Regions from separate parts of the Homo sapiens genome. Here region 2 is linked to region 1. Evidence: chromatin contacts called from ENCODE Hi-C or POLR2A ChIA-PET data. All regions are on one chromosome and are shown on one strand. The core of a region is the stretch at or near the end of the contact, and the rest is flanking DNA. Distances in the headings are between cores, read along the strand shown. Region 1 overlaps PECAM1 (platelet and endothelial cell adhesion molecule 1). Region 2 holds the start of TEX2 (testis expressed 2).

The links. Hi-C counts contacts between places; a loop is a spot of excess contacts on that map. ChIA-PET counts read pairs that join two places held with the same protein, here RNA polymerase II (POLR2A). Pooled maps may share reads with other maps.
Region 2: a pooled map shows a loop between it and region 1 (2.3-fold over the local background). The contact joins the promoter of TEX2 here to the enhancer-like site in region 1. A Hi-C loop is called at or near these places in 1 of 168 maps with a recorded cell type or tissue (Ramos) and 2 of 50 pooled maps. POLR2A ChIA-PET finds 5 or more read pairs at or near these places in 1 of 52 experiments (activated naive CD8-positive, alpha-beta T cell).

The regions. Positions count from the first base shown.
Region 1 is chr17:64,341,948-64,347,259 of GRCh38, forward strand. All of the region lies in intron 13 of PECAM1 (platelet and endothelial cell adhesion molecule 1), which reads right to left. Among named protein-coding and RNA genes, the nearest start is that of PECAM1, 46 kb to the right of the region's middle. Within about 2 kb of position 2,549, at least 21 of the 41 ENCODE cell types and tissues checked have a DNase peak (open chromatin) inside an H3K27ac peak, as active enhancers do.
Region 2 is chr17:64,261,221-64,266,648 of GRCh38, forward strand. TEX2 (testis expressed 2) reads right to left here and starts at 2,040. Exons shown (of 12, transcript NM_001288732.2): 1 at 1,948-2,040. RefSeq lists a silencer at 1,628-2,237.

The DNA of each region.
Region 1 (5,312 bases), core at 1,299-3,798:
GAGACCATTCTGGCCAACATGGCGAAACCCCGTCTCTACTAAAAATTCAAAAAATTAGCCGGGCATGGTGGTGCGTGCCTGTGATCCCAGTTACTCGAGAGCTAAGGGACGAGAATCGCTTGAACCCAGGATGCAGAGGTTGCAGTGAGCCAAGATTGCGCCACTGCACTCCAGCCTGGGCAACACAGTGACACACCACCTCAAAAAAAAAAAAAAGAAGAAGAAGAAGGTCTTGGTCTAACGAGCGTCACTCCCAGTCTGGGAATAGGAGGTCAGCAGGCCATTGTGGAGCAGGGCCACATGCACCAGAGGAACCCTGGACCTGAGGGGCCACGGATGGAGAGGCCCCCAGCAAGGGCCTGCAGCCTCCAGCTTGCTGGCCCCACTCCTCTTCCCCTGCCACCGTGACCCTTGTCCAGACATTCTGCCAGGTCCCTCAACGCAGGGTTGGGCTATGGCCTCCCAATCACCTGAGAGCCCAGACCCCGGGATCCAGAACGAGATCCTGAGGTCTGGGTTAGAGCCTGGGGGTTGTCAGTGACCCTAGGAATAGCTGGGACTGAGAACTCTTACAGGGATAGACAGCTGGGCTGGCTGTTTTCACTGCTGGCTCCTGGGCCTCACTGCAGCTTCTGGTTGGATTGGTCTGGGGGGGTCCCTGGTGCTGGTTTTTTAGGATCTCCTCAGGGGCCCTAATATGCAGACAGGGCTGAGATCCTCTGGGCTAGACCCTCTCAATATGGCAGCATGATGACTGACCCAGGGTGTGGCGTATACCTGGAGGAGACTCAAGGGCGCCCTTCCTGCCATCTGTTTACCTTACACTGGGGTATGGGCACAGGATGTGTATACAAAAATACACACACAGCATATACACACGCACACTCATGCACACAATGTGTATACATGCTATGTATACCCTCATACAGTGTGTAGGATGTGTCTACACACATTGTATACACACTGTATGTACAAACATGCAATCTGGGTGTGCACACACTCATGCACACAGGGTGTGCACACACATACATACCCACCAACCCTGAGGAAACAGGATGGAACCTGGCCACTTCCCAGCTCCTGTCACCTGCACAAAGGCCCAGGAAGCCTCACTGTAGAAAAGAGCCTGATGTCGTGTGGGCCACTGTTCTCCTTTTACAGATGGGGAAAGGAAGCCCCAGATAGGGTAAGGGGCTTCCTGTGCCATGGTCAGTGCATTTCCCTCCTCGGAGTGAATGGCTGGGGTGTGACCCTGGACTCTACCTGCACTGAGATGCCCTTGTCTCACCATGCTCCAGGGACACCCCACTCTCACTTCCTGGCCCCACACACACTCCTCCACAGCCAGCACTGCCCTTTCTCCTTGCCCCATTTCCCCACGACCCTGGTGGAGCTTCACGCATGTACCAACACACCCACACTCACTCTCCCTCTGTGCCCTGGGAAGTTACAGGGCCCCCTGAGCTCCACAGCATGTTGGTGACATTTGTCCACAACACACCGATGTGACTTGTTCCCAAGTCCGTCTCCCTGGCAGACCCCGACCTCCTATGGGGTGACAGCTGGGGTCTTGGACATGTCCCATTCCTAGGCTTGCTCAGCTGCCTGGGGGCACCTGTCCAAGTTTGAAGTGACAGTAATGGTGGTGGCTCCTGTGTCAGGAACCATTTGTGAGGAGAAAGCCTGGGGGTGGGTCAGATCCCTACAGTTGAACTTGGGGCATTTGGGGTGACTAGGGCCTTACACTGACTTCCCCAGGGCACCAAACAGGATTTGGAACTCAGTAGAGTGGCTGAGCTACCAGGGCACCACACTGCTGGGACAGCAGAGATGCCCACACACCCCTCACTCTCTTTCTGTGGCACCAGATGTGGGGGCCTCAAGGAAAGCTGTAGGGATCCCCAACCCTATTGGGGGATCCTCCACATCCCCAAGACACCCTCTGCTTGATGTCAGGCCTGGCCAAATCACTCACTCAGCAGAATCCTAGACACCTAGTGTGAACCCCGCACTGTGGAAGAGGAAAGGTGATCGGGCCTGGTCCCAGCTTTCAGGAGCTCCAGGCTGCGAGGCAGACAGGTGCACAAACAACGCAGACACTGCAACAAATGCTATCAAACACCATATACCAGGCGCATGGTGGGGTGGTCACGGCCAGCTCACCCTCCGACCCAGGCCCACAGTGGGGGCTGGGGCAGGTGAGGAATAAATGGAGGGAGAGGGCTTGGTGTTTGGGCCTGGGGGTTTCTGCTTCTTGGTGGAGCTTCTAGAGTTGCAGCTGCCCCCAAATCTGCCCAGTTAAGTGATGGGTGGGCAGGCAGAGTTGCAGCTCATCACTACCTCTCCTCCCCACCCACTCCACGGCAGCAGCTGCTTGCTAATGAGTAAACCAGGCTGGCAGGCTCTTTGTCTCTGCTGTCAGGGATGTTTCCGGATGGGGCTTTATTTTGGCTTCTGTTTTTCTCTGTGTTAACAGAGAAGGAGATGGCTTCAACGTCATGGGGTTTTCCCAGCAATTAGTCTCAGAGCAAACATGCAGCAAACCAGGATTTACTGAGTTCCTTCCTGCCCCTCCTCCACCCCAAGTGACCACTTGGTCGGCTGCCACTAGGGTCAGAGCTGGATGTGGTTCCCAACCCCTCCTCCATAGGAGGAGGAAGTCTTGAGAGCAGGGAACTGGCTTGGTCAAGACCAGGTCAAATGTACTCACCACTGGCCTTGTACCCACAAAGCCCCTTTTCGTACCTGGTAATACCTGGCTCTCCACCCACAGGAAGGCAGAGAGGGAACACCTGAGGCTCAGGCCTGACTTCCCACACTGCTCCTTAGCTGCCAAGGAGGAGGACGGGTCTAGAAAACTCAAATTGAATTCCCAAAAAGCTCTCCATTGCCCCCAAGTGACCCTCTTTACGGGTCTACCTGGACCTCTGCAGCCCACACAGCTTTTGTGCAAATGGGGAAAGAGGGACCAGTTAGGTGATGGCATCCCTGCAGCTGCACAGCTTGGCAAGGAGGGCACATGCTGACCGCCTCTGCTTCACCCAATCCTGGAGGGTCTCGATACCTCCTTATTTTTAAATTTTTTGTAGAAATAAGTTCTTGCTTTGTTGCCCAGGCTGGTCTTGAATGCCTGGGCTCAAGTGATCCTCTCGCCTCTGCCTCCCAAAGTGCTGGGATTACAATACCTCCTTCTTGTCCCTTCAACCCTTCCCCACCTTTGAGCAAGAAAAAGAAAACCAGGGCCGGGCGCAGTGGCTCATGCTTGTAATCCCAGCACTTTGGGAGGCTGAGGTGGGCAGATCACTGAAGGTTAGGTGATCCCTGAAGGTTAGGAGGGCTTTGCTGCAGTGTGTTCCTGGCTGCCTCTCAGGCTGTCCCTCCACAAGGGAGGGTCTGTATGTGCTTGTGCTGCCTGCGTAGGGCCTTAATCACAATTTGTTATCTCAACGAGTCAATCACTCTACAATGAAATAAAGAGGAAGAGGCCAGGCCTGGTGGTTCACACCTGTAATCCCGGCACTTTGGGTGGTCAAGGCGGGTGGATCACCTGAGGTCAGGAGTTGGAGACCAGCCTGGCCAACATGGTGAAACCCTGTCTCTACTAAAAATACAAAAATTAGCCGGGGATGGTGGTGGGCGCCTGTAACCCCAGCTACTCAGGAGGCTGAGGCAGGAGAATAGCTTGAACCCGGGAAGCAGAGGAAGCAGTGTGCCGAAACTGTGCCATTGCATTCCAGCCTGGGCAACAAGAGCAAGACTGTCATAAAAAAAAAAAAAAAAAAAAAATGAGGAAGAGAGCTTCAGGCCTGCCGCGTTCCCCACCCCTCTCAGGTCCAGTCTAGACTTGGAAGTGAGTTGTGCAGATTGGGCAGTACACAACCCCCGGGGGCCATTCTGTTGGTAGGCTATGGGAATGTGCCCCAGTGGTGCAGCACACAGCCCAGCGGCTCTACGGGGCATCCCTGTAAGGAAAGTTCTGTGCATACAGCTGCTGACACTCAGCCCAGGCTCAAAAAGAGAAGACAAGGAGAAGTCCAAGACTCCTCCCAGATCATGGAGCAAGGGGTGATTTCAGGACCCCATTGCCATGTGGTCTGGCTAGTGGCTGGCACGGCCTGGAAAACTGCACGCATTCAGCCTGCACAGTCAGGAAAACTACCCCAGGCCTGCCTGGCTAGGTGGATGCAGCCTGGGGTTAGCCTCAGAGGAAGGGAGACAGATGGCAATGATCCCAGGGAGCTTCCCAGCTGGGCAGGAAGGTTCTGAGACTGCTTCCTTTGAGCGTGCAGGAGCCACTGTTTCCTTTGAGCATGCAGGAGTGTGCAGTGACCCCCGGGGACTGTGTACTGCCCAATCTGGGTTCGCAAAGGAGGAGGACAGTTAGGAGATGCATTTTTAATTTTTTTTTAGACGGAGTCTTGCTCTGCCACCCAGGCTGGAGAGCAGTGGCTTGATCCTGGCTCACTGCAACCTCTGCCTCCCGGGTTCAAGCGATTCTTCTGCCTCAGCCTCCCCAGTAGATGGATTACAGGCATGCGCCACCACGCCCAGCTAATTTTTGTATTTTTAGTAGAGACAGGGTTTCACCATGTTGGCCAGGCTGGTCTCGAACTCCTGGCCTCAAGTGATCCACCTGCCTTGGCCTCCCAAAGTACTAGGTTTACAAGTGTGAGCCACCGTGCCTGGCCAGGAGATGCATGTTTTTTATGGTGCCCAAAACAAACGAGATTGATGTTCTAGCATTTTCTATGGAGCAGCCCACTCTGCATCCATTTCCCCAGCATAGAACCAGAGACAGGGACTTCCAGGCCAGCCTGCCCTTGAGAGAACCACATACACAAAAACAAAACCCAAGGTGTAAAATCAGTGCCACTGCTCACACGGACAGGGATCTTGTGCTTTCAAAAGCCTTTACCTAAGTGTCCCTCTAAATGGCAAAGCACTCGATATCTTGAAACATGCATTTGATTGACACACATTCAGTCTGCACAAGCAACTTTAGGAACACACTGGGTTTGGCAGGGGGTCTACCTCTGGAAGGGACAAATTGCTCAGTACTTCCTAATTCCCTGGCACTTAGTAAGTGCTCAATAAATCTTACCTATTATTAGTAGTATCATAACTAATAATTATCAAAAATGGCCAGGTGTGGTGGCTTCGCCTGTAATCCCAGCACTTTGGGAGACAAAAGTGGGCAGATTGCTTGAGCCCGGGAATTTGAGACCAGCCAGGGCAACATGGCGAAACCCTGTCTCTATTTTTCTTTAATTAATTTTTAAAATTATTGAGGCCGAGTGTGGTGGCTCACACCT
Region 2 (5,428 bases), core at 790-3,289, 81 kb before region 1:
AACAAAAAAACCCTCCATCATTTCTATAATGTCTAGCAGTTTCTGGCATACAGCAAAATTATTATTATTTTAATAAATAATTTCTTTTTTAACTCCAGGCAACTGCTTTTTGTCCAAAACATGCTACGTATTTATTCTATCGAAAAGCCTAATCTTTCCTGCTTCTTCTCCAGAAGCATTCTAACATAACCTCTAATAATGAACATTATGTTTGGTATATGCTGTGTCTAATCTTCTCTCACGATGACATAACTTGCTCTTCAGACCTCCAACAATCAGCCCAAACCAAACTCCTGAATTTTTCCTCCCTCCTCGTCTGTCCCAGCCCCTCGGTTGCTTGTCAGTAGACTCAATTACCACCATCTTCTGATCTGAATCAATTTGTTAATCTCCTTCCTCTCAGGCACAGTGCCTTTTACTGGAGATAAACATGCAAGCAAGTTCAGTTCACCCAGAGCCCTCCACATCCTCTCCCTCCAAGCCTTCACACTCCCAAAGGGGCCCAGAAAAAAAAGAAAGAAATGATATGGCAAAATCCCACTCTATCCACATCACCTCAGGGGGCTTGTTTACCATAACTTTAGACCAACTACCATTTTTGGGGAGAATCTGAAAGAATATTGTTTATGGGCTAGGTAAGAGCTAACAGAAATGGCAGTTTCATTCTTCCAATATGAGACAAGCGTCTCTGTGTGACCCAGCCCTAAAACTCACAAACCTAGACTCCTCAAACTCCCCATACTCCAGAGTTCAAGGATAACCTGCCCTCCATTTTTCCTTATTGTTTTCCATATAAAAGTCACTCGTTGTTTCCCCTCCAGCTTACACCTGGCTCCTGAAATGACTCCTCTGAATCCTCTGAGAATCCTCAAAACATGTAAAAGCCTCATTCCTTTTAATGCATGTGCAGAGCGGTGATGGTGTGAAGACGCTGGCACTTCAAACGTGAACGTGGCACGAGCCCTGCCCTCAAGGAGCCCACAATTTTCCCTCAACTCTAAAAAAGGATGTCCTCCCTGGACAGTGTCTGTAAAACACAGTGACAAAGTACTTCATAGCTCTGGAGAAAGAGCGAGGGTGGAAACAGACTTTGCCCTTACATTTGACGCCCAGTAACCATAACAACCGATGGTTTAAGTAACTATCAACCCACTGAGGGGCTAAGTTTTCCAAAAATCGTTTTCAAAAGGGGAAGACTCCCCTGCACCAACTCCCATGGCAGCCGTACGCTCTAGGCAGCGTGTGGTGCAATGTGGCCAGCCGTTCCCCGCCTTCTCCGGTTCCACCGTATGGTTTCCGTGCTCAGCAGCCAGCAGCGACGGCGTCCACGGCCACACCGCCTCCCCGCAAGGCACCTGGCGCTAGGCCTCAGCCCAATGTCACTTGTTAACCTTCCGATCCCCCGGATTTCGGCACGCCGCCGCCTCCCTGCTAAAGCACACAAACCACCCCACCGCCACCCGCGTTCTCCAGGAGTTGGAGAAAAACCACCGGGGCGCATACAACCTCTGACAGATTCGAGTAAAAGTAACTGCGGTTCTCGACTTTCAAGCATTTCGCGTCGCCGGTGAGGGGGGCGGCAGGAACCCGGGGCCCCATTCATAAAATTGCAAGCCGTTTTCCTCTAGTTTGCGCGTGACGGTGCCTCCCTGCCCGGGGCCGGGGACCGCAGGCTGAGGGGACGGGGCCGGCAGCTCCTCCCGCCGGAGTCGAGCCCGAGCCATCCGGCGGGGCCCCGAAGGAAGGGATTGCCCGGGGGTGTCGCGGGTGGGCGTCCCCTTCAATACCTGAACCATGACAGCGGGGTGGGGGGCCGAGCCCCGCCACGCCAAGGGCCGCCGGACCCGACCGGTACTTTGAAGCCCGCGGGGTCGATCCGCGCCCAGCCCGGGCCTTATCCGCGGGGCGCTCCCTCCACCGCCCCCGCCTGGCCCTGAGACTGCTCACCCAAGATCCGCTGGCTGCCTCATTGTACTATGCCGGCGCCCGTGCTCCCGGCCGCGCGACTCCGGCTTCGGCTGGGGCACCGGCCGCGGTCCTGCTGCCCTGCCGCCCGCCCGCCCCCGGGCACACGCCGCCCCGCCCCGCCGGCGGACCCGCCCCGCGCCCGCGGCCGCCGCCGCCAACCAGAGGGCGCGGGGGCGGAGCAAACGGCACGCCAGGCCCAACCAATCCAGTTCTACCGCGCGCCGAGGTGAGGCCGCGGAAATGGGGGAGCGATTTGTCAGGTCTGTTAAAGGGGCCACCGCCCTTGGAGCTAGGGAGAGGAGTGGTGGGGAGGGTTACCTGGAAGAGCCCCAGGTGAGGGGGACAAAAGCTTCACTCTCCCAACGGGGCTGCACACTGTCCCCAGCTCTTTGCACTTCTTAATTTCCTCTTCCTGCAGTCTAGCAGCAACAAGTGCCCTTGAGACGAGGGCTGGGGGTTGAGGTGGGGTGACTGAGGCGCGGAGAACCAGGGGTATCCCCCTGGGCAAATTCACTCGATTTGCATTTTAGAGGGCCATCAGACGTATCTATCCCCATCCAACTGCAGACATTGATTTAAAAAGGCAAATTCCCAGTTTCCCGCATTATGTACTTCCCCCACCTGACTACCACACTACCACATCCTATCCTGAACTAACTCTGTTACTAGTTTTTTTGTTTGAGACGGAGTCTCGCTCTGTCGCCAGGCTGGAGTGCAGTGCCGTCATCTGGGCTCACTGCAACCTCCGCCTCCTGGGTTAAAGCGATTCTCCTGCCTCAGCCTTCCGAGTAGCTGGGATTACAGGCGCGTGCCACCATGCCCAGCTAATTTTTGTATTTTTAGTAGAGACGGGGTTTCACCATGTTGGCCAGGATGGTCTCGGTCTCTTGACCTCGTGATCCGCCGGACCCAGCCTCCCAAAGTACTGGGATTACAGGCGTGAGCCACCGCGCCTGGCCACGAGTTCTTAGAGCTTAGAACTTATATAGTATTAACTACTCATTTTTAGAGAGGCAATATCTGAGGCTCAGAGAGGTAAAGTGACTTCTCGAGGTAAATTCTCACTTAGAATGAGCTTCCTGGGATGGCAATGCCCATTGTGCATTTATCTTCTGCGAACCTGGGTTGGCTGGCAGAAGCACTGGCACATAGGGAGAGTTCCCCCTTCCCCCGTAGTCCTTGCCCCTCTGCACTTCCCACCCACCACAAGAAAGGACCAAGACAACAAACAGATGTGTCAGTGTGTCTCCTGCATTAGTGGGTCCCAAATGTCAGATCTTCAACGTCAGATCATCCTGGAGGGTTTTAACATGAAGATCTCTAAGTCCCACCCCAGAACCTGTAATTCAGTAAGTCTGAGATGGCCTTCGACACCCCTCCCTCCAGGTGATTCTAATGCAAGTGGTACAAGGACCACACTCAGGTGCGTGTTTTGAGTCTATCATAGTCATGAAATTCAAATTCAATTGGCAAAATGAAAGCCAAACTCCTTTCATCCTCAGAATTAGTAATATGGTTGGGAGACTTGCTAGTAAGGGAGGAGGTCACCTACTAAGACACTCATAACAGAATAAGTCATGCCAAGAACTGAGTGTAGAAGGGCACTGGACCCAGATGAAACAACATCTGAAAGATTGAAATCCTCAAGCAGGAAGAAGATTTGATGCCTCAAGCAGAGGGAAGCCAGGCTAGTTCTCTGACCCGTGAGACAGTGCATAAATATCTTAATGGCAGACACACTCCGGCTCACCACCAGGCCCAGTCATGATCCCAGAAGAATGCCCTGCTACTCTGGTGCCTCATTCCAATGCCAGCAAGCCCTGCCTACCCTCCTGGCAACATTCCTCTCCCCTTCCTAGTATCCCAGACACCTGCCTGACCCAGAAGTCATTGTCCTCAGACTTGGAGGTCAGCCCTCGCCCACTAGATCTTGCAGGTCAGCTGCCTCCCACACAGATCTCAGGCTCTTGGAATGGCCTCCACACAATAACCCTGTTTGTGCTGTGATTTCTGATGGATGTTGTGTTGCCAGGGACAACTCTGCACAAGGATTGATCAGCCTCATGAGAATGCAGTCTCTGGGCTGCAGGCATTACTGCCTGGGATCACCACTTGCTTCTGTTGCCCTTCCCAAAGGAAAAAGAATTCATGTCCCAACAGAAGAGGTTTCCAGTTGTGGTTTTCTGGAAATGTGCAACAAAGGCAGTTACCAATGGAGACACAGCCTGAAGCTCTCCTTGGCCACATCTTCAGCCCCCTGCCTCAGGGAGAGAGAGAGAGAAAGGGTAGGGGCCCTGGAGCTGCCCCTTGCAAAGGTCCTTGGAAGCTGGCAATGTGCCTCTCAGAGTGCCCACCAACCTCCTTTCCCTACCAAGCTCCACGTAAGCATTAAATTAATTAATACACTACCAACCAGATCTCAAACTAGAAGCCAGTAAGATCCAGCATGAACACTTAGAAGGATCCCTTCTTTTTGAAATCTGAGGAATTTGGATGCATTGAAAAATAAATGAACATATCATAACACAATAATGTTTCCTACCTTTTTTTTTTTTTTTTTTTTTGAGATGGAGTCAGCCTCTGTCATGTTGCCCAGGCGGGAGTGCAGTGGCGTGACCTTGGCTCACTGCAACCCCCGCTCAGGAGGAGAGCCCAAGAGTTTGAGACCATGTTGTCCAGGCTGGTCTCAAACTCCTGGTTTCAAGCAATTCTCCTGCCTCAGCCTCCCTGAGTAGCTGGGACTACAGGCACACGCCACCACACCTGGCTAATTTTTTTTATTTTTATTTTTAGTAGATACAAGGTTTCACCATGTTGGCCAGGCTGGTCTTGAACTCTTGAGCTCAGGTGATCTGCCCACCTCAGCCTCGGCCTCCCAAAGTCCTGGGATTACAGGTGTGAGCCACTGCGCCTGGCCTGTTTCCTACCTATTAAGAGGTTACTATGTGCCAGGTACTATGCCAAGTCCCTGGAACATAGCAGTTCACTGAAACCTTACAGTAACTCTTTAGGGTAGATATGACCATTATTTTCTCCTTTTTATGGATGCAGAAACTGAAGTTCACAGATTAGTGATGTGTCCAGGATAGCAGGGCTAGTTGAAGGAAGAGCCAGCATTCATGACCGTAACCACCAGGCTTTTTTGAGATGGGGTCTTGCCATGTTGCCAGGGCTGGTCTCAAACTCCTGGGTGCAAGCGATCCTCTTGCCTCAACCTCTCCCAAACTGCTGAGATTACAGGCGTGAGCCACTGTGCCTGGCTCAAATCATGCTTAAAAGAGTGATTTTAGAGCTTGGCATCTGTGACTCATTGTAGTACCTCTGAAAAAGGTTAGGGATTGTGAGGCTAAATTCAGATATCAAGCAAGATTCCTTACTTTGTCCCCCAGATAGCTACTCTATATGTATAGCATGTACCAAGTGATCTAAATTTTTTCACCTAGAGTAGGATCTTAAGTCA